2 separate regions of the Homo sapiens genome follow, and region 1 is linked to region 2. A link is a loop called in an ENCODE intact Hi-C map of the cell type or tissue named here. Cell type or tissue: GM12878. All regions are shown on one strand. Each heading gives the region's core, and the rest is flanking DNA. Links, peaks and the distances in the headings are about the cores only.

The links. A loop is a pair of places that touch in the nucleus more often than their neighbours do. Peaks named below come from ENCODE experiments on the same cell type or tissue, not always from the same donor. Only the 100,000 strongest peaks of a DNase experiment are listed, where the experiment ranks them.
Region 1: it touches region 2 in a loop (2.2-fold over the local background); 2 of 110 quality-filtered maps call a loop at or near these places.

The regions. Positions count from the first base shown.
Region 1 is chr3:186,505,145-186,516,202 of GRCh38, forward strand. No RefSeq gene overlaps it. Among named protein-coding and RNA genes, the nearest start is that of LINC02052, 17 kb to the left of the region's middle. RefSeq lists enhancers at 5,793-5,882, 6,443-6,872. In GM12878, for the core only: CTCF peaks have their summits at 5,528 (motif pointing left), 5,730 (motif pointing right) and 9,303; DNase peaks (open chromatin) are centred at 5,425 and 6,337; H3K27ac peaks cover 983 bases.
Region 2 is chr3:186,451,626-186,463,837 of GRCh38, forward strand. It overlaps LINC02052 (long intergenic non-protein coding RNA 2052), which reads right to left. Exons shown (of 8, transcript NR_033844.1): 4 at 5,716-6,005; 5 at 4,539-4,979; 6 at 4,363-4,420; 7 at 3,811-4,148; 8 at 3,356-3,549. Among named protein-coding and RNA genes, the nearest start is that of LINC02020, 17 kb to the left of the region's middle. In GM12878, for the core only: no CTCF peak of the experiment used is centred there; no DNase peak of the experiment used is centred there.

The sequences.
Region 1 (11,058 bases), core at 2,390-10,389, 53 kb after region 2:
GCTGCTACTGCCCGCTTCCTCATCATTGCTTTCTCTTGGCTCTTGGCTGGGGCTTGCTCTCTTATCCTTCAGAAAATTAGCCCTGAACTCAACCCCCAGAACTGTTGTATCTTTCCATAATCCCAAACGAAAACGTCTCCTATCAGGTTGGATTTTAGACCAGATATAGGGAGAAAGACGCTGTTTCTACATCAGAAACAACAACTAATAGGAAGAACTAACCATTTATCATACTCAGAGGTCTACATCCTTATCTCATTCATCCCTCGCAACAATGCTTTTATGGGAAATATTCCTCTGGCCCTTTGTAGCAGGATATGAAACTTCCATTTGTTTTGTAAGACACCTCAATTTGTGTGCACCTTTTCTTTGCTCCATTGAACGTTATCATCTGGCTTTCCCCAGGATGAGATCAAACATTTTCTGAACCCTCCAGAGAGGAGAGATAAGATAGCTATCCTCTGTGAATACTAACTCTTTGTGCCTTCAAAGATGAAAGATTCTGATGTTTTTCTTTTATTAAATAATTACGAATTATTTGAGCTCCAGTTTTTATGGACGGGGTTTTGTGTGTGTGTGTGTGTGTGTGTGTGTGTGTGTGTGTGTATTTTCACTTTGGCTATCCAGCATTCTTTTCTTAATTGAAAATATCCTAGGGCCGGACATGGTGGCTCACAACTGTAATCCCAGCACTCTGGGAGGCCGAGGTGGGCGGATCACCTGAGGTCAGGAGTTCGAGACCAGCCTGGCCAACATGGTGAAACCCCATCTCTACTAAAAATACAAAAAAAATTAGCTGGGCATGGTGGCACATGCCTGTAATTCCAGCTATGGGGGGAGGCTGAGGCAGGAGAATCACTTGAACCTGGGAGGCAGAGGTTGCAGTGAGCTGAAATTGCACCACTGCACTCCAGCCTGGGCGACAGAGCAAGACTCCATCTCAAAAAAATAAAAATAAAAATAAGTAAATAACATCCTAGTTTCCTTTTAGGAAATCCTCTCCCCCATTGTTTTCAGACTGGTGTATGACAGATTGGTGTGTCTTGCCCCCAAATAACAGAAGCAGAAGGGTTACTGTGGGCTCCTTTCATCGGATTCCTTCTCTCTCATCCCAGTACAGCCATGTGGGCATGTGACCTAAGCCCAACTAATAATATTCTCCCCTGGGACTTTGAATGTTGAGCAGAGTAACACAAAGATGCCAAGAGGGGAGAAGCAACACCCTGTCAAGTACATCCTGTCCTGATTTCTTCCTGTTTCCAAGCAGTCTTCCAGACTTCCCAGCACTTCCATGAACTCTCTGATAACTTTCTAATAAATTTCCTCTTCTGCATAGATCATGTTTTAGGACTTGGCCAAAACCAAGGACGACTTCCTTCCCTGGCATTCTTTGAATTATTTAGAAATAAGCAACAAGATAGAAGAGTCAAGTCACCAAGAGATCAAAAAGTCAAAGGACTTTTCTGCTATCTCCCTTATTCTCCCTCAAGACATGGCTGCTTAATGACGGGCTAAGAGAAGAACTTCCTCTATGTATTCAAGTAAGTGCTGAGGAATCAGATCAGACAGCTTGCAATCCATCCTCATTATTCCCATGAGTGGTACCTTCATATTGCTTGCAATAGCCCTAAGTATGTTTCCTATGCAGCCTTGAGGTGAGACAGAGTTTCACTCCACATGCCCATGATCCACAACCCGGGGTCATGCTGTGAATCAGTGCTCTGCTCTGCTCTCACTCAGCCTCATCTATGAGGATACCCTTATGGGGCTCTCAGAACAACAGGAAGACCAGAAAAGGCATGTACCCCAAGGGGTGGTGTAGAAGCTCTTGTGCTGAGGCTCAGTTGCTGAACTGAACCCTCTGGAGAGGCAAGAGCAGAGCCAGTGGGACCGTGGAGCCCCCTGACTCATAGCTAAGTGCATAAGCACAGGTTGAGGGTCGCATGACTCACCATGTTCAACAGAAAATGAGGTTTTAGACAACTCAAGACCCATGGGGTGATATGACTCCCAATAAGCTCAGTCAATCTGGAGAGTCATTTTGATGATGTTTGGAATACTGGGGCCAGCTCTGTGCCCCCACCAAGGCACTTCAACACCAGGAGATAGAGGGAAATCAGAAACAAAGAAAGAGAAGATTCAGATGGAGAGGAAGAGTCAAGTGGGCAGCTAGCTGAAGCACTAACACATCTAAGAGGGACTAGAATCTTTCTGCATCATAGGGCAAAACTGAAACCGATGGGTAGAAGTTCTAGGGCAGCAGATTTGGATCAGACTAAGGAAAATCTTTTTTTTTTTTTTTTTGAGATGGAGTCTCGCTCTTTTGCCCAGGCTGGACTACAGTGGCGCTATCTCGGCTCACTGCAAGCTCTGCCTCCCGGGTTCATGCCATTCTCCTGCCTCAGCCTCCCAAGTAGCTGGGACTACAGGTGCCCGCCACCACGCCCGGCTAATTTTTTTTTGTATTTTTAGTAGAGACAGGGTTTCACCGTGTTAACCAGGATGGTCTCGATCTTCTGACCTCGTGATCCACCCGCCTCAGCCTCCCAAAGTGCTGGGATTACAGGCGTGAGCCACCGCGCCTGGCCAGGAAAATCTTTTAAACCAAGCAGTATAGCAGCGACGTAGGCTACTTCTCGGAGGCTGACAGAATAGTGGACAAGAGTCTTGCGTTAGGAGGCAGCAACCATGGACAAGTCCCAGCCCTACTGTATAACAGTCACATGACCTTTGTAAGTTACCGAGTCTTTCTGTTCTCATTTGTAAAGGGAAGGAAATAATAGTACCCACCTCTGAGGGTATTTGTGAGGGTTAATATTGCTGTACTATGGCACTGACCAATTGCCATAGAAGTGTGGAGAAAAAACATTTTCCAACTGGAAGCGGTCCTAGAAAGGCTCAATATAGCTTCATTGAATAGTGCCTGATATATACATATACTGATCATCAAAGTGCTAGATATTAAGGAGGATTATGCTTGTGAAGTGATCAGCACCTCATTGCTGGAAAAGGTTAAACCATGGCTGCAAGACAAATGTCAGGGATGTTAGAGGCCATTCCCACACTGAGTGGGAGATGGGACCACACCATGGCTCAGAGAACAAAGCAAGAGCTTTGGTGGTAGACAGCTCTGGTCACATCGTGCAGCTACCACTGGCACACTGGGCAAACCACAAGATCTCTAGGTCTCAGTTTTCATATCCATAAATAAGGCTGATATGTCTCACTCCACAGCACAGCCACAAGGATGAAATAATTATGTATACAGATGTGTTATATTATTTGCACTTGTTTTGTATTTTTAAAACCCCCAAATACAATAATAAAAGGCAATTATAGAATGATCACCTATGTTTGGTCCCTGGCACCTAAAGGGGTAGCATGTGTATGATGATCATTCTCTGCCCTTCGCCCTGAATGCCCTGCAGTTCCCCGGACACCGGAGCTGGTCCTAGGCTGCCTTCTGGTGGGACTTTTTGTCCTTTCACAGTGGCTGCCCTCTCCTTCCAGGCCGCTTTGTGTGACTCACCGTTCTTTGCAATTAACTGTGATGTTCTGCTGGAGGCTTCCATTAGAAACGACGAGAACAGCTACTTTGGCCTAAACAGAGTGTGGTGGGCTTGATTGTTTCACCTCACGATTTATTGCTAAAGAGACAGAAGATGGGCCCCTGGGCAGGTCATGGCTGGCCTGAGTCCTTCCCGCTGCACAAGTTTGTCCTGTGATCTGGGTCCCCATGGCATATTCAGTCCTGAGGGCCAGGCCTGCACACTCACACAGGCTCAGTGGCACCTGGCTAGACAGCAGGAGCCAGGAAGCGAGGCTGGTTCGAGGAGGTTGGCAAGGAGAGAAATATGGTTTCTTCTCTGGGAGTTTGAATCCCATTTAATTCAGGAAGCTTTAATTGAACACCTACTCTGTGCCAGGCACACTGGGGGATCAGATGTGAATTAAAGCAATCCTCACTCCCTAGAAACTTAGAATTTAACAGAGATGAAGGCAAATCTATGACCAGTCCTGAGCCTCTAGTATGCCACTGAGCAATTATCATAGAAATATAGAGAAGGATGAGATTTTGCAACCAGAGGGGGCCCTAGAAAGGCTTCACACAGCTGCCATTTGTTGAGTACCTACTATGTGTAGGATACTCCCCTTGTTTAATCTATACAACTCTGTGAGGAATGGGATTATTGTCACCCCTATGTTGCAAATGAAGAAACTGAGGTTCTGAAAGGTTAAATAACTTGCTCAGAAGTCACATAGCCAGTAAGAGGTACAACCAGGACAAGATTCTGAGTCTGAAACATGTGCTTTTTCAAGAAGGCCAGGCTACCTACTTCTTAGAGGAGGCTGAATTTGTCCTGGGCCTGAAATAAGGCTGATATTTTGTCACACAGCTCTGAGTGGGGAGGGCCTTCCTTCTGCTTCTGCTTCTAGGCAGGTACAAACCGCCTGTTCTGAGACACAGCTAATGTCCTTTCATCTTCTTCCCACAGGGGACCAATAAAGCCTGAGAGTAGGCTTGGGAGGGGCCACATTCCTCCCAGGAGGGGCTAGTTCCTCTCTCCAGCCTCTGTCTGTGATTCAGCCCTAAATACATAACCTAAATACGTAACTGTCAATTCAAATAATACCTGCCCACTGGAACCAACAACCTGGATTCATTTCACACCTGCTGGGAGCCATTAGTGGCACAAACACATTCTTTACATCACCCAAGGCAAGTTTGTTCGCAGTCATAGCAGTTTAGACTACAGCGCTGGAAGGCAATGGAGTGCTTAGAGACAACCAGGTTCGAGTACCTCTTCTCACAGATCCACACTGAGGTACAGAGAAGGGAAGGGGCTGGCCTGAAGGCTTCGAGGAGAGACATAAGAAAGGACACCATCTTCTCCGTGCTCCACACCTGTTGGGAGGAGCAGGATGAAGATTCACTGAGCACTATTTCTGAGTCTGCAGGTATTTGCCCTTAGTGTTGTGCTATCTCATTCATCCTCATCATAGCTCTGATTCGAGGTCCCTGCACACCCTTTCCAGATGGGAAGCCTGATAAGCTGAGGGGTCCTGGGAGGTGTCCCAGGTCACATGAGAAGAAGCACAGCCAAGGTGGGAGCACACACCTGCTGGCTCCAAAATCCCACCATGGAATGAAAGGAGGCAGTTGTTCCCCTCTCTCTTTGAACTTGCAAAATGGGGTTGGGTTGAGTTTGGACCCAGGGGGTCTATGACACAGTTTCTCCAGCTCGGAGGGGCCCAGCCCTGGCCTTTCCCATGGTGTGTCTTCTGAGCTGCGTGAAATAATGTCCAGCCCTGGGCAGGCATGAAGTGACATGCAGAGGCTGTGGAAAGTGTATCTACATTTCGTGCTTTGTTCCTAAATGACTCATGCAGCCCACAGAACAAAATTAATGTCTTGTCCAGCACCAGCAAATTGCATTTCTTTCTTTGAAAAATCAGTCAGGCTGCAAAGGGCCCTGGTTTATTCTGGGGACATGGAGCCATCCTGTGGCTGCTTCCACTGGACAGGCTGGAAACAGCAATCAGGCCCCTCGGAAGGGCCCCTTCCAGAGGTGGTCTAAGCCTTGTGCTCTGCTCCGGCCAGACCCTCTGCTCCTGCCAGTGACAGGTTGTTACACCCTTGTCTCCTCTGAACCGATGTTCCACATATGATCAAGTGCTTTCCAAGCCCCCGTACCACTCCCCTCACACGGCCCCTCTCCCCTGCAGGTGGCAGACTTACTCATTCTCATGCTTCAGCTCCAGGGGTTCCCCTGTATGAGTCTTCTCTGCCCGCTCCCACACCCCAGGTAGCATTGCCCCTGCTTGCTTTGTGCCCTCACTGTCTCCACATATATACACATCTCTTACAATAATATTAAATACCAGCCAACATTTATATAGTACTTCTTATGTACCAAGTACTGTTGTCTATCTATCTATCATCTATCTATCTATCTATGTACACACACACTCATATTATCTTCACAATGCTATGAAATAGGTATTATTGCTGTCCATTTTACAGATGGGGAAACCAATCTATAATTGGTTTAGTGAGATTTACTGAGCATATCTACAGGTATTTGTCCTTGGTTATAGGAAACCAATCTGTCACTGGTTTCCCCTTCTGTAAAATAAGTTAAATAATTTGCTTAAGCTCACTCAGATAGTGTGTGGTTGAGTCATAATCTGAGCTACTCTCTGGCCCAAACTGCTTATTGTAACCACCACATCATATGGCCACTTCAGCACCAGTCACACCTCATTTTACTTGTTGATGTCTCAGTTTTCCCCTCTATTCTGCGGGCTACTTGAGAAGACTTCTGTCTTCTTCCTCTAGGTATCTCTGTGCTTGACTCAGTATCGAGACCATAGGTGTGTGGGTGGGGTTAATCCACACTTGCTGAACACATGTGTCCGTGCCCAATGTCCCTGTGCATAGTGGCTACTTCCCATGGTTCACACGCATCTTCATGGCTCTTGTTTCTTCCATTCACCCATCCCATGTCCCTGGCCCTGTTCTCAGTGCTGAGGATGGAACCTCATTGCTGCTGCTTCCAGCCCTGGCCCTGCCCCTGTTTGGGGCTCAGTGCTTCATCCCGTGGAGCTCAAGGGGTGCTGTGGGTACTGACAAACTTGTACCCCATTCCTAGTTCAAATTTTTCTTTGCCTTTCAAAGGCACTTGGTGTGTGTTCATACATTCAACTAATAATGTTTGGATATCCACCACACATCAGGCACTGTTCTAGGTGCTGAAAACACAGTGCGGGGACAAGAACAAGGTCCCACCATCGTGGTGTCACATTCTGCTTGGGGAGACAGACAGTAAGCCATCAGCAGCTGAGTAGTAATACAGTGCCACGTGGTGGTCAGCACCGTGAAGAAGAAAGCCAGATAATGGCAGAGAGTAAGGGGGTGGTCAGGGAGGGTTGTCTCTGAGGATGTGATATTTCAGCAGAGACCAGATGAAGAGAGGGAGAGAGGGAGGCTGATATCTGGGGGAAGAGTGTTCCCTGGCAGAGGGAACAGCAAGAGCCAAGGCTCTACAGTGGCTCATATGGGGAGAGATTGAGAAAGCGTGAAGCCCACTAATGCAGGCGCAGAGTGAGACAGGACAATACAGTAGCAGAGCCTGGAAGTCCTCAGGGGGCATGGAGAGCCTTTGCAATTTTATTCCCAATGTGTTAGAAACATCTCAGAGGGGCTTGTGCAAGGGGCCGGCACAATCTGTGCCATGTTTTAAAAACTTGAAAGCATGAGTTTATGTATGTGCTGTCCCCCTCAGTTACGAGATCAATAGTGGCGTTTTTAGTGATGTTTTCTTAGGAGTTCTTTCTGTTGCCACTGCTATTTCTCAACACCCCCCTCTCTCCAAAGCCCACATTGTTTCTCTCATGGACTCAACTGGCTTCAACTAGAACTTACAGTCTAATAAGAGACACAACCAAGTAAACATTGGACTGCTGGTGATATGAACTGTGATAGGGCGGCTTTGGGGACTGTGGAAGCACAGAAAAGGAGCTGCTCAGACACAGAAAGCCAGGGATGGCTTCTGGAGGCCAGGGCATCTGACATGAGTCCTGAAGGGTGAGGTCAGCCGCATGAGAATGCTCTAGGCAGGGGAAACCACGCATGTGAACTGAGAAACCGTGACGCTGCTGTCACAGTGGCCTTGCCTGGGTCCTTAGTTCCCTCACCCCCATATCCTTCAGTCCCCACCTAGGCAACTCCAGTGCTAGCCAGGCTGGGTAAATCCTCTTCCACTGCTGAACACTGCTGTAGAAATTTGCCATCCCTGGTTCCAACACAAACTCACACTCTAATCCCAGCTGGATCTTTGGCCATTCGGTACTCCTTCTTTCCATGATAATTAACTGCCTGCCACATTCCCAGCAGCACGTATTCCAGGCTTCTATTTTCTTCCCACCTACCCCACTCACTGAGGGTGACCTGACCTCCTATTATGATGTGCCTCCCACTCCTCCTCCCACTGTGATCTCCACCTCAAAGAATGTTTGTCTTCAACCCCATCTCCTTCAAACGATCTCAGAAAGAGATACGATTATTCTTTTTGAGATTAACCCCTTGGAAAAAAAATTGAGCATTTATTTTGCCTTGCCTGGATTGTATTGCAGGGTAAGCAAAAAGCCCAGGTTGATAAGGGAAAGTTCTTTTTCATAAAAGCTTAAAAATTTGAATAGAGTGCAGAAGTAGAAAGTCATCTTTTTGCAATCCCATTTGGTTTAGGCAAAAATCATAAGCAGATGAAACAATCAGACGGTTTATTAATGGGGGACTTTCCATGGAGAGATAAAGCTGCCACAAGCTGATCCTGCTGCTCAGTTTTATCACGATCGCTAACAATGGCATCAACAATGCTATGGGTTTGCCGATGAGATGAAATATACAATGGGTGGCACTTTGCCTGCACATTGGAATTGTCTGGGGAGCTTTAACTACTGATGTCTGGGATCCATTTCCACTGATTATGATTTTAAATGCCTGGGATGTAGCCTGGGCATAGAGATGGTTAAAAACTGCCTCCAGCTGATTCCAATGAGATGCCAAGGTTGAGACCACTGCCAAATGAAGTACAAGGCTTCAGTGTGAACTGTGCTAGCTCCCGCAAGAGTTGAGTCTCATCAAGCCTTTCAAGTTCATCTGTAGCTGAAAATATTTTGGGGCATAGGGAAACAAGTTAAGGGACAATGTGAGGAAGACAAATCCAGAGTGTAGCTCGTTCTGTCCAGCAATGGACTCACTGTATTTTTTCAATAATCCAATACCTTTAAAAAGGGGAGGAGGGACAGTTACAAATTAAGAGATTCAAAGATATAAGAACCAAATGCAGGATTTTGGATCTCGAATGGAACCAATCATTTTTATACAACTGGGGAACCTTGATTATGAACTGGATATTAGATGCTACCAAAGAGTTAATGCTAATTTATTAGGTATGTAATGACATAGTGTTTATGTAAGAAGTGTTTTTTAAATCCATGGTTTTTTAGGTGTAAAGGGGCAGAATAATAGGGGGGCTAGGATTTACTTTAAAACATTTCAACAACAACAAAATGAAGCAAGTGTGACAAAATTTTAGGAATTACTAAATCTGAATGATGAGCATATGCGTGTTCATTATTTGAGTTTTTCATTTTTATAATAAAATAAAACAAGTGAAGCCCTCTGCATTTCTAGTGTGAGATATCATTAGTACTAGTATTATTACATCTGTTCCCTCACTTCATGATTGCCGCCGTAATCAGCAGCAGCAATAGCACCAGTCAGGTGTGATTGGGACTGTGCTGGTGCTGTAATTCCCCTGCAATCCAGTAGGGTGGATGTTGTTATCCTTGCTGTACAGATGAGAAAACTGAAGTTCAGAGGGATTAGGTCACTTGTTCAACATTGCCTGGCTAGTAAGGGGCAATCAGGATTAGAAGGCAGATGTAAGAGCCTCTGATCTTCATCACTATGCTCTGCTATTGTCTTCCCTCTTTCTCCTTGGCTCATCTCCTGTCTCTCCCTCTCCACCATCTCCTTCCTCTAGGCTCCTTCCTCCTGCAAGAACATTCCCTTCCACCCACCCCTTCTGTGGCACAGTCATTTCTTTCTTCTCTTCCCTCCCCCACACTGCTGGGAACAGTCATCTACACTTACCTGCCTTCTCATCCTCACACCCATTCATTTCTTAGTTTCCCATACTCTGACTTCTACTACCCCAAGTTCATAAAGACCTCATGAACACAACCTGGAGAACGCCCTCAGCCTCATCTCACCTCCCTGCAACACATGGCTCACTTGTCTGCTTCTTCCTTCTTAGAGTCCTCTCTCTGGTTGACCTGTCAAAGATGGGATTCTCCTGTTAACGACCCTGACTCCTTTGTCTCCTTCTACAAAGATAATGCACTGACTTTCCAAATGTACTAACTAGTATGATCATCACTGTCTACTGTTGCATCGAACCACTACTAACCTCAATAGGGAAGGCACCAGGTTCAAGAGGCCAAAGAAGAGACCCAGAGCCAGCAAATGAGACATGGGGTTTTATGAGGGGCTCACATAGAGGGGAGAGAGTCCAGTGGCAGTGGGCTGGGCAGGAGAACCACCTTACACGTGGTCCAGTGGTGGGAGGCTGGAAAAGAGATCTGTCTTGCCTACAGTTCAGTGGTGGCGGGTTGGGCAGGAAAACCACAACTGCCTGCAAACATCATGCAGTTTACATAACATTGTCACTTAGCAGCCTCCCCTAACGACCTCCACCTGGCAATCTTCATTTAACCCAAAACTCAAGGCCTCAATCCCCTGTATGGACCATGTTTCATGGGACAGGCCAGGGGCTCAGAAGTTTATCATAGATAAGGAATGAATCTCCGGGTTGGCCACTCCTGGATTCCCTAGCTTGGAACACACATTCAAGTGTATCTGCCATTCTGAGTGTATTCTTCAATTATTGCTGTCAGGTGTGTTGACCCTCTATCTACATAAGTATTTCTCAAACCAGGGCCCTACGATCAGCATCAGCATCACCTGGGGTATATGTGAAAAATGCAGCTCCTGGACCCACTCCTAACCTTTTGAATCAGACTCTCAAAGTTAGGTATGCATTTTTAATAAATTCTCCAGGAGATTCTTCTGTTCCTAGAGTAACAGTGCTTTCCCGGTAGCCCAGCCTTTCCAAGGCCTCCACCTGCCACTGGCAGGCTGATGACTCTGAATGCTGCAGATTCATTACAGTCTTCAGGCTTCTCTCTTGAAACCCAGTCTCCTGTTCTACTCCGTCCTCCTCATTCCCCACATATGATCCATTGCTCCACCCTGTTAACTTTGTTTCTGGGCCATTCCTTGTATCCACCATCTCTCATTGTCCCATTGGGCCCCACTGCCCTGCCCTTGGTGAAATTCTCACCCTCCCTCACCTGGTCTGTTGTCTTAGTTTTCTGAGAGGTCCCTTTGTCCCCAGACTCCCCCATCTACCAACTGTCCTCCATATCCCTGCAAGCATGTGCTACAGCGCTTGTCTAATTATATGGATTTCCCAACCCTGCAACATGCAG
Region 2 (12,212 bases), core at 2,594-10,593:
TTTTTATGAGCTAGTCTAAAAGTCACACTGTCACTTCTGCCTTATTCTATTTGTTAGAAATGAATCACTAAGGCCGGGCACTTGGTAGCTCATGCCTATAATCCTAGCACTTTGGAAGGCCGAGGCAGGTGGATCACCTGAGGTCAGGAGTTTGAGACCAGCCTGGCCAACATGGGGAAACCCCGTCTCTACTAAAAGTGCAAAAATTAGCCGGGCATGGTGGTGGGTGCCTGTAATCCCAGCTACTCGGGAGGCTGAGGCAGGAGAATCGCTTAAACCCAGGAGGCGGAGGTTGCAGTGAGCCGAGATCACACCACTGCACTCCAGTCTGGGCAAAAGAGAAAGATTCTGTCTCAAAAACAAACGAACAAACAAAAGTGAGTCACTAAGTCCAGTGCACACTCAAATGGGCATAGGAGAGAATTAAGCTCTACGTCTTGAAGGAAGGCATATCAAAGAATTTGTGAAGACATTTTTAAACCCACCACAACCACCTTCCAAAGCTCTAGCCCTTTCCATCATTCTAGGCTCCATCCTCACCCTTGGGTAATTTTATGATTTACTGGATGAAGCAGCCTTATAAACAAATAGCAATAAAATGAAGCAGATTATAATTGTGTACTATCGTAGAGGTACAAAAAGCGCTGGAAAGGACGTTAAATCCAACTGGAATAATCCAGGGGAACTTCATGAAGGAAGTGGCATTTGACATGAAAAAATGAGAGGATTTCGAGGGTCTAAGATTAGAAGCAAGAAGGAGCAACTGGCCAGGTGATAGGGCAAGGTGGATGTTGGTACAGAGGCAGGAGAAAGCGTATGTCGGGGCTGGGGAGCTGAGGACAATATAGTGGCACTGAGAACACTGAAAATAAAACTGTGGAAGTTTAAAGAGGAGAACAGTGTGGGAAGCCTCATATGTCAGGACCAGGACATGAGAAATCCAGGAAAGGTTTCTGAATAGGAGACTGGCATGATTAGACCCATGCTTTAGAAAGAACAGCCTGGTGATCCTGTGAAGACTGAGTCAGAGGGGGACAGGCATTTAATGTATTACATTATCTTAATAAACTAACCACAGGCATTTGGCAGTAGCGAGGCCCAGTGGGAAGCCGTCCTAGTTGGTTCAGCAAGTGCCCTTTGACTCCATGGGACAGCTCAGAGGCGCGCCATTGTGGCTGCACGTTGGAGTCACCTGGGTGTTTCCAAAACACACCGACACTCAGTCTCCCCACCAGGTTTCTGATTTCACCGTGCAGGGTGGGTTTAGGCACCCCGGCTGATTCTCATTTGCAGCCCAGTTTGAAAAGAGCATGACCGAGAAAGGGAAGTCAGGCTGATGTCTTCTCAGCTCCAGGCAAATTTGAGGACTACTACTCACTCACTCTTGCCTCATTTTCTGAATTTCTCTTCTACCTTCTTCCTTGGGTCCTTGTCCTTCACTTCTGGGTATTTTTATGATTTTTAGGTTTTCCATGGTAGCACCGCTATTTTGCCTGACTATTCTAACCCCGAAAGTGTTTCAAGATCTCATTAAAATGGAAGGAATCTGATCAGACTAATTCGCAGTAAGATATAAATGATCGATGACCCAAAACCCCACCTAAGGGTATTTGATTTTAAATTTTTTTTCTAACCTTAAAAAAAGAATAATTTCACACTTATGGAAAAGTTACAAAAGAGATTTTCTAGATACTCTGTTTTAAAACATATCAGTGTTATTCTGTCTCTTCACACATACACACTCATATGTATACACGCATATTTATTTTTCGGAACCACTCAGAACTAAGTTGCAAGCATATCCCCAAATACTTCTGTGTGCATCTCTGCTATGGTTTGAATGTGCCTCCCGCCCCCCAATTCATGTGTTGAAATTTAGTTGTCATTGTGATGGTATTAAGAGGTTAGGAAATCCAATTAAAATTCCTATGTTGATTGGACGTGGAGTCTAGGTAATTAGGATTAGATAAAGTCATCAGGGCAGGGCCCCCGTGATGGGACTGGTAGCTTTATAAAGAGAGGAAGACACACTTGTGCTGACACTTGCATGCACTTGCCTCCATGCCATGTGATGCCCTGCACACTTCCGGACTCTGCAGACAGTCACCACCAGCAAGAAGGCCCTCACCACATGTGGCCCCTACACCTTGGAATTCCCAACCTCCAGGACTATGAGAAATACATTTCTTTTCTTTGTGAATTACCCAGTCTCTGGCATTCAGTGATAGCAACTGAAAATGGACTGAGACAAGCTACTAAGAACAAGAGCACTCTCTTGCATAGCCTCAATACGCTTGGCCAAAATCAGTACCTTAATGTTTACACAACACACTTCTCTAATCTACAGCCTCCACTCAACTTTTGCTGATTATCCCAATATTTTTTATAGAAATACAACAACAAGAAGACTGGGCTCGGTGGTTCACACCTGTAATCCCAGCACTTTGGGAGGCCGAGGCAGGTGGATCACCTGAGGTCAGGAGTTTGAGACCAGCCTAGCCAACATGGTAAAACCCCTGTCTCTACTAGAAATACAAAAATTAGCCGGGCGTGGTGGTGCATGCCTGTAGTCCCAGCTACTTGGGAAGCTGAGGCAGGAGAATCACTTGAACCTGGGAGGTGGAGGTGGCAGTGAGCCAAGTTCGCACCACTGCACTCCAGCCTGGGTGACAGAGCAAGACTCCGTCTCTCTCAAAAGAAAATAAAGAAAGAAAGAAATAACAACAACAATGCCATCTTTCCTTTACCCCCTTTCCTTTCTGGTTTGGGATGCAATACACAACCACACACTGCATTCATTTGTTACGTCTCCTGTCTTGGTCCTGAGACTGGGCACTTCACATGTGTTTGGCAGGAATGCCACGGAAGCAGTGCCGTGTCCTCGGTCCATCCTATCAGGTGGCACACAGTGCCCACTTGACCCAAGCAGTGCTGTTAGCTTCTGTTACCAGGTGAAGATGGTTTCTGCCAGGTTTCTCATAAAGTTAGTAAGAATTTTGTCAGTAATTATTAAGAATTGTATAAGGATACACTGTGAGGCCATATAAATATTCTGACCCTCATTAAACTTTCACTCATTTGTTCCAGCATCCATTGATGATTTTTAGCTGAATCCATGATTACTACAATGGTGGCCAAATGGTGATTTTCTAACTTTATCATTTTCTTCTACACCTATTAGATGGATTTCTACTATAAAAGAGAGCTTTCCCTTCTCCTCAGTTTTACTTATTTATATGAACATAGACTCATGACTTGCTATTCTATTCAATAGGGTGCAATAAATTGGTAGCATTATTTATTTTGATGCCCAAATTGATGCAGGTTTGACCAAAAACAATCCCTTCAAGCTGGCTCAGAATTTTGACTTTGAAAAGAGGCCAATTTTTTATTCAAATGTGTCTCCACATAGTAGGAGTAAGGTCTTGGGAGTAAACAGAGTGGAAATTTTCGGCAGCACGCCTGGTGATGATGAGCAAAGTGGCCTTTACCGTGTCAGCGCTCCCTCAACTGTTCCAGCCTCTCGAAGCTTCTTCCTCCTTCCCTGTCCTAAAATGGAATTAAGTGCTGGATCTTGGAGGCACCTTAGAGATGATCAGGTCCCTGGTTCCCAGACACTGATTGGCAAGGGCTGTGTGACTGCAACCCCTGGAGAGGTAGTTTCTCAGAATAGGTGCCCCCACCGTCACGCCAAACATTTCGGGTTCAAAAGCCCGACCTGGTGGGATGAGCCCTTTATCTGTGTATGAAGCCACCCAGATGACTCCTGTGCTTAGCCAAAACCCACCCTACTCCCATAAATACACGCACCCCGCTTTCTTTTGCAGGTGAGAAACCAGTGACTCAGAGAGGGGAATCCGCATGCTCTAGGTCATGCTGTGAATGTCAGAACTGGGAAGTTTCTTGCTCCGTTAACACTGGCTTTTTGCCTGCATTGTGCTATCTCATTACAGTTCTTTGAAAGCTCTGAAGTTTTTGGCTCCTAACAATTGTTCTCACAGCAGTAAGAATGAGGAATTTACCTGTAGGATGGACGATGCTTAAGTCAGGTGTTTGTAAACCAGGGGCTGTCTCTGCTCATTTACTTGATACTTACATGCAGTATGTTGGTTTACTTTACGCTGATCCCCAGAGTTTCATCATTTAAACTGAAAAGAATAATAATACTTATTTATATGGCCGCTATGAGCATTAATTTTAGAGATACTGTAAGCCTGGCACTTTCGCTAACTAAATATGCATTTACCACTCCCCCACCCCAAAGACACACACACACACACACACACACACACACACACACATACACACTCCCCTAATTTCACTTAAGGAAGCACTTTCTGTTACCATTTCTCTCTCTCTTACCTACTGACCCCTCACTGACAATAACAGCAGTATGCCCTTTTGCCATTGAGAAAGACAGCTGTAAGATAAACAGATGCCATTGCATTATACATACATGTCCCCCTGAGACCATTCTGCACTGTAGCCACCACCTCGTCCCCTGGGCTATAGAAATCTGACTATTAAACAAAACTAACCTTTAAACATGTAAACTGTATCCACCCGATAACAATTCAGCCATACTTCCTTACAAATCTAGACCGGACCCAATATGTTAAAGGCTTTCTGGCACTACAGTGAAGGAAGGGAACATCTTTCAAACATGTTTATAAATACTAATAACAGTACAGGGTGCTCAAGATCTCAAGCAATCCACTGCTGACTTTTTCATTAGGTGGTCATTTGTTGAACTTCAGCTCCCTTCCAATACCTTCCATTCATTCTCTTCATCAAGGACATCTGCAGTGCACGGCAGCATCAGGGGGCAGGCCTCCTGAGCCCCCAGCAGGATTCCATTTCTCCACCTTCCACTGCCATCCGACTTGCTGATGCCCAGGCCCCCAGAGGAGGAAGGGCTATCCTGTTGTTATGAGAACAAATGAAGCTAAGAAGTGGTTTGAGGTGGGAACAGCCAGGCCCTACAGACAGAGAGAGTGGTTAATAAATCTGTATTGTACTGAATTAAATAGAGCATCTTAAGCTACCTACTGGGGATGGAACAATGCAGAGACTCCTGTGTTTTTTAGTAGCATTAGCAAAAGAGCTTAGCATCGCTGCTAATTAAAATCACATCCACGTTTGGCTTCGGAATGCATAAGGCATCACAATAACTCAGCACTGAAGGGGCTTATAGTGGTTTTAAAATAAATCCACACATTCTTTGCAGTGTGCTCCCTTCAATGCAGCCTCATTCCTCTCCTCTTGAATGTAGGCTATTCTGAGTGACTCACTTATCAATAGAATGTAGTGAAAACGGTGGAATATGACTTTCAAAGATATGCTGTTGAAGACACTGCGCTTCTGTCTTGCTCTCTCTTTCGGATCACGTGCTCTTCAGGGAGCCAGCTGCCATGTCATGCAGACACTCAAGCAGCCCTATGGAGAAGCCACATGGAGAGGGGCTGAGGCCTGTTTCCCACAGCCATGTGAGTGGGCCATTCCGGAAGCAGATCATCCAGCCCTCGCCAAGCTGACAGACGACTGCATCCCCAGCCAACATCTAGACTGGAGCCTCACGAGAGACCAACCCGGAGACCCCACCCAGCTAAGCCACTCCAGAATCCCTGACCCCAAACATTGTGACATGATAAAAATGTGTTGTTTAAGCTTTTAAGTTGTGTGGTATTCTGTTATGTAGCAATAGATAGTTAATACCGGGCTCTTAATCTTTTCCATAGCAACCGTGACAAAAGGTAGTGCAGGCTCAGCTTGCACCTCCCATTGACAGAGAGCTTGCTTCTTCACAGGGCAGCCCCTTCTGTTGCTTGGCCAGTCTGTTACCAGTCCTGCTCACACCGAGCTGGTTTTGGCCTCTCTGTAATTTCCATCCCTGGTTCAAGATGTGCCTTGTGAAGCAAAGGTGAAGCTTCTCCTCTTTTATGTGACTGCCCTTCAGACAGCTGCAATTCGTGATTATGCCGGCCTCCTGTGTGCTCTTGTGCTGGCTAAAGAGAGAAGAAGGGGAGGCAGCACCTTTTGAGGGGCCCGGGAGAAGAGACATAGTCTGTCTATAGGAAAACAAAACAAAACAAAACAAAACAACAAAACAAAAAACTGCTTTATGCTCTCTTTTGTACTCTCACAACATTTTTGGTCACCAAAATGTGTGGGGTTTTCCCCCACATCAAGCAATTCTCTAATTCTCTGTAGATTTAATTGTAATTGAATTACAATTTAATTCAATTCTGACAGTAGCTAGAGTTAGTGCAGACCCCACAGGTTAAGATCCCAGTCCCACAAGACCAATTCTCACTTCAGACATCAATCGCGAGTAGTAGGTCCCCAGGTTACCCGCAACTTCTCTCTGACCTGGCTACACGGAAGGTTCTCGCAGCTGCCTCATTGGGTTTAATCGTTTGCTAGAATGGCTCACAGAACTCAGGGAAACACTCTACTTACATGTTTGGAAGATGTTCTTGCCTGTTTCACTGTAGTGCCACAAAGCCTTTACAATTTTGGATGGATTCTAGATGTGTGAAGCAGTGTGGCTGAATTGTTGTTGGGTGGAAATCCCACTTATTACAAAGTATACAACTCGGGAACAGCCAAATGGAAGAGATGCAAAGAGCAAGGTATGGGGAAGGGGTCAGCTTCCATGCCTTCTCTGGGTGTGGACCCTCCCAGAACCTCCACGTGCTCAACAACCTGGAAGCTCTCAGAAACCAGTCCAGTCCTTTTGGGGTTTTATGGAGGCTTATTGTTTACATCTTTAGCTATTAGTTATTAACTCAAACTTCTGCCCCCTTTCCCCTCCCTGGAGGTTGGTTGCTGAGGCGGTGGGCGGGGGAGGGTGTAGTGGGACTGAAAGTTCCAACTCTCTAACCACATGGTGAGTTCCCCTGGTAACCAGTCCTCACCCCAAGGCTGTCCAGGAGCCTCCAGCCCTTGGTCATCTCACTCGCATGCAGAATGACACTTATCACTTGTCACAAGGGGTTTATGAGCTATGTGCCAGAAAACGGGGAGGGGTGGGAAGAGGAAAAATATATTTTTTTTATTAAATCCCAATGTCATAGCCTGGAATTAGGCCACAGTCCTGCATGCACCAATCCAAGAGGGGCTGGATTCTGGGAGATTTTGAGAAATGGATGGCACCAGTCCTGAGCCACTAGATAACAATCGTAGCAGTAACAGTAATAATTAGTGCTGACATAGCACTTAAACAGGCTGCCAGATCCTCTTCCATGTGTTTTGTATGTGCTAAGTCATTTAATCCCCACAAAAGCTCAGAATTATTGCCCCTATTCACAGAGGAGGAAACTATAGTGCAAATAGGTTATAACTTGCCCAAGGAAACATAGCCAGTAAGCAGCAGAGCAGGATTTAAAGGGAGGCAGCCCAGCTTCAGAATACTCCTCACTGCAACTCAGTAGTGCCTTCCCTTCTGGATCTAGCTCATCTTAGAGCTGCATTGAAAGCTGTTATAGAAACAAAAACTGCTACCATTTACTGAGCATCTGCTATGTCTCAGTCCCTGGGCTGAGTGCTTTGTACACACTAGAAAAATTAAGGCTCACGGTCAATGGAACCAATCATTTAACATTTATTTATCAAGCACAGACACTGTGCTGATCCCAGTGGGGACACAGTGGTGACTCAGGCTTGGGTCCTGACCTTAAAAATTTTTCAGTCCTGAAGCGATAAATTAGGTACAAAAATAGCTAAGTTTGAGGCATAGAGCAAGAGTTGCCCTTTTGTAGAGGAATAGAGAGCAATGTTATGGTCTAAATGATCATGTTCTCTCAAAATTCATGTTAAAATCCTAGCTCCCAAGGTGATGGGATTAGGAGGTTAGATCTTTTGGGGAGGTAATTAGGTCATGAGACTGGAGAGCTCCTGAATGGGATTAGTGCCCTTAGAAAGAGGCCCAAGGGAGCCCATTTGCCCAGTTCACCATGTGAGAATGCAGCAAAAAAAGGTGCCATCTATGAACGAGAAAGTGGGTCTCACCAGACTCTAAATTTGCTGGTGCCTTGATCTTTGATGTTCCAGCCTCCAGAACTGTGAAAAATAAATGTGAAACTGTGAAAAATCTATGGTATTTCATGATAGTGGCCTAAAAAGACAAAGACAAGCATGACACACGGAGAGAGCTGGGGCTATAGGGGTGTTACCTGAGTAGGCTTTATCTGAACCGGTTCTTGAAGGAGGTTATGGTTGGGGAAGGTAGAGGTGGGAGAAGGGCACTCTAGGAAAGGAAACAGGACAGGAGTTAAGATGAGAAAAATGAGGCTTCACTCTAACCAAAGACAGAATGATGAGCTAGAAAGATGGAAACACCATACTGGGGTGGTTTTTGTTTAATCCTGTGTATTACATGTGATTTTATAGGAACCCATGGTCTTGAGACTGCTGTGGGTTTGTGATTTCAGCAAATCTATCCCAGGCTGGAAAAGCAGAGGCCCTGTGAGGACTTCATCTGGAGCAAATGAAAACTGTCAGACCCTCAGAGCCCCCAGGACACTCATTTATCATGGTGAGAAATATTGATATTAATAAGCCCTTCTGCTTGATACAATTTCTTGTCATCACCCTCTTCTCTCACCCCCGGCTGCCACCACCACCAGTTTCCATTTGGAGAATCAAACTGGCAGCAGAGAGTCACACTTCTTGCAGATCTGTTGGACACACACACATAAATACGGCAATCATTTTATGTCTAATGAATGGGAAGTGAGGGGTAGAGGTCCTGACTGTACAGTGGGAGATTTGCAAGCTGTTTTGCTGGGATTTCCTCTCACCTGTGGGAAAGAGGGAAAGACATGACCCTACCAGCTTCCTGCATGTGATGTGCCTGCATGCACTGGAGGCACAGTCATGACTCTGATCCCCAGGTCGGGGGAAGCCCTTTCCAAAGGGTGGGGCATGCTTTTGGGAACTTGTGCTTTCTGAGATCTCAAGGAAGAGGCAAATTCTGATTTCATGAGGGCTGAAAGTTGTACAATTTGGGGACCTTTTTAAAGAAAAAGAATATCAAATTATGAATACAAAGTGAGGCTTACAAAATTTTTTTTACAGTGGAGGTCTCGCTCTGTCACCCAGAGTGGACTGCAATGGTATGATCATAGCTTACTGCAACCTTGAGTTCCTGGACCCAAGCAATCCTCCCGCCTCAGCCTCCCAAGTAGCTGGGACTAACAGGTGCACGTCACCACACCTAGCTCAAAGTGAGATTTGAAAGTCACCATTTATTTAGAATGATTAAAGAAATCACAACAAATTTTAAATCTTAAAAATGCTGATAAGTACCATGAATATCACAAAATTCAGAAAAATGTTTTATTAACTGCCTGACATATGACTAAAATATATTTTTCTGCTTTTCTGGGTCACACACTCTCTAGATCACTTCTTCAAATGGCAACAGTTTTGTAATAGTTCTGCAGAGAGAAGACAATTCAGTCTGACGTCTAGCATGTTTGGTTCAAATTATTAATATTTTCTCATTGATTTTTTCAAAAGTTTCTTTTAGCTTCACAACTCATTATTAAACATGCCATTTAAATGTTTAGGATTGTTGTAAATTTGGGGAAAACTTAACAGAATATCTTTCCTGTATGACTGCAAGCCTTCTGCAGCTATCTCCTTAAACACTCTTTGACTTGAGAATGACTCATTGATTCATTGACCAGTTAGTCATCCCCGTTCTCATTGTGGAGATACATGAGGAGTTGTGTGTTATCCTCAGAAGAGCCAGTTTCATATTGAGACAGTAGGAAATGTAAATCTTTCTCCAGTGTGTTCATATGATTCACTTCTCTTCATTAACTGGACTATTAAATGATCTGGGAGTCTATTCACTATTATTCTATTGGAAAGTTATCTCTTCCTTTTACTGAATTACTGCTTTTGATGCGATTAAACAGTATTTTATTGTAATTCTATCCTTGATGTCTGAATAATTTCTATGTATCTCATTTCTTTTCTTTTTTGCTCCATTAACTTTTTCTCTGAAATTTCTCTGAGTTTCTGAATAAATACACTTAAAGATGACAAAAGATTATACCCATCGTAAATGCCAAAATTGGGAGTCTGTACTCTTATTTCTTTTCTTGAAATGTTCCAAAAATGTCATTCCAAATTGAATTCAAATGGCTTGTTGAGCTTTATAAACTTGTAAGTAAACACCTTGCTACTTATTTGTCTTTGAATTTCTCTTCTGAATCTTCAAAAATACATTTTTAAAATTTATTTTTATTTTATTTTATTTTTTATTTTTTGAGATGGAGTCTCGCTCTGCCACCCAGGCTGGAGTGCAGTGGTGTGGCTTCAGCTCACTCCAACCTCTGCCTCCTGGGTTCAAGTGATTCTCCTGCTTCAGCCTTTCGAGTAGCTGGGACTACAGGTACGTGCCACCACACCTGGCTAATCACACCGGCTAATTTTTGTATTTTTAGTACAGACGGGGTTTCACTATGTTGGCCAGGCTGGTCTTGAACTCCTGACCTCATGATCGACCCACCTTGGCCTCCCAAAGTGCTGGGATTACAGGCGTGAGCCACCGCGCCCGGCCTACGTTTTCTCAAAGATTGTTGTATCTATGTGTCAGGGCTTGAACAGATTTATAATGGTAGACCAAATGTTACCTGCAAATATTACCTGGGTGCCATAAGACACATTCATGTTAAAATGAAATTTGGGTCCTACACGTTTTGAACAGAAGTATTCCTGGAAGCCATTCCTATACCAGACAGCCAGCGGAGCACGTTGGCTCACACCTATAATCCCAGCACTTTGGGAGGCCAAAGTGGGCAGATCACCTGAGTTCAGGAGTTCGAGATCAGCCTGGCCAACATAGTAAAACCCCATCTCTACTAAAAATACAAAACTTAGCTGGGCGCAGTGGCTTACGCCTGTAATCCCAGCTAGTAGGGAGGCTGAGACAGGAGAATCACTTCAACCCAGGAGTCAGAGGTTGCAGTGAGCTGAGATTGTGCCACTGCACTCCAGCCTGGGCAAGAGAATGAGACTCCATCTCAGAATAACAATAACAACAACAACAAACCAAAACCTATACCAGACAGCCAATAACAATTCCTTTATACGTGAAAGTGACAGTGATTTCCAAACACATAATTATATCCCAATGGATGTAAATTAATATGTGCCAATTCAACCTCCCCTTAACCAATATACCCAAAATGTCCATGGACACTACAACACTACCTGGCATCAGCAAGACTATGATGGAGAAGTTGCAATGGAAAGAAACAGTGGTCTTAACCAATTGCAATAAGTGGTGTTTACTTTTAGAGAAGTGCTCAAAAAATGATGGGAGCACCATGAAAAAGCTCCCAGTGGCCAAATCTGGGATCGTTTGAGCAATGATGGTAATGAATTGTATTCATTCACTTCTGTTTAGTGATATAAATAAAATAATTGATTAAATAAAGAAATGGGGGAGAAGGAACAGTTCTTCCTTATAGAAGATTTCAATTAATACACATGGAAAGGTGGAAATGGAAAAATCATCATCTGGCAAATACCATGGTAGTAATTTTTATTGGCAACAATCACCAATGAATACGAAAATCAGTGGGTAAAGTAGGATGATAAAGGGCATATTTGTACCAGTATCAATGCACCTCTTCATCTGATACTTATTAATTACTGGGGGAAACCTCAAACTTCACAGAAGAGAAACCTGAAGATACTGTCTCTACCAAGTGGTCAGAGTTAACATCTCTAGTAATGACACATGTCAACATCATGTGCCACCTGATGTAATGCCTGAAAAAGATGTATCACAGTCATATAAGTAAAATATTTAGGGATCCAGAGGTTTTGGACATGCAGCAACATCCCCCAGAGATAAACGACAAGTTACTGCATCTCACCTCTTACCATTAAGAAAGAAGCCCCATGCCTGGGAGGCCTCTTCAAGTTCTAGAGGCAGTACTTAGTGATATTGCTCTGACCAATTTACCAGGTAACATGGAAGGCTGTCAGCTCTGAGTCACAGCAGGTGTAAGATGAAATGCCATACTGCTTGGGCCAAATGATTGAGGAGACCCTATTGATATTAGTTATCTGTGGTGGAAGAATTCACCACGTGGAGCTTATGGCAAGCTCCAACAAGAGAATCATAATGTAGACCCCAGAGTCCCGGAGCAAGGCCATGCCATCTGCAGAGGAGACCTTAACACTGTTTG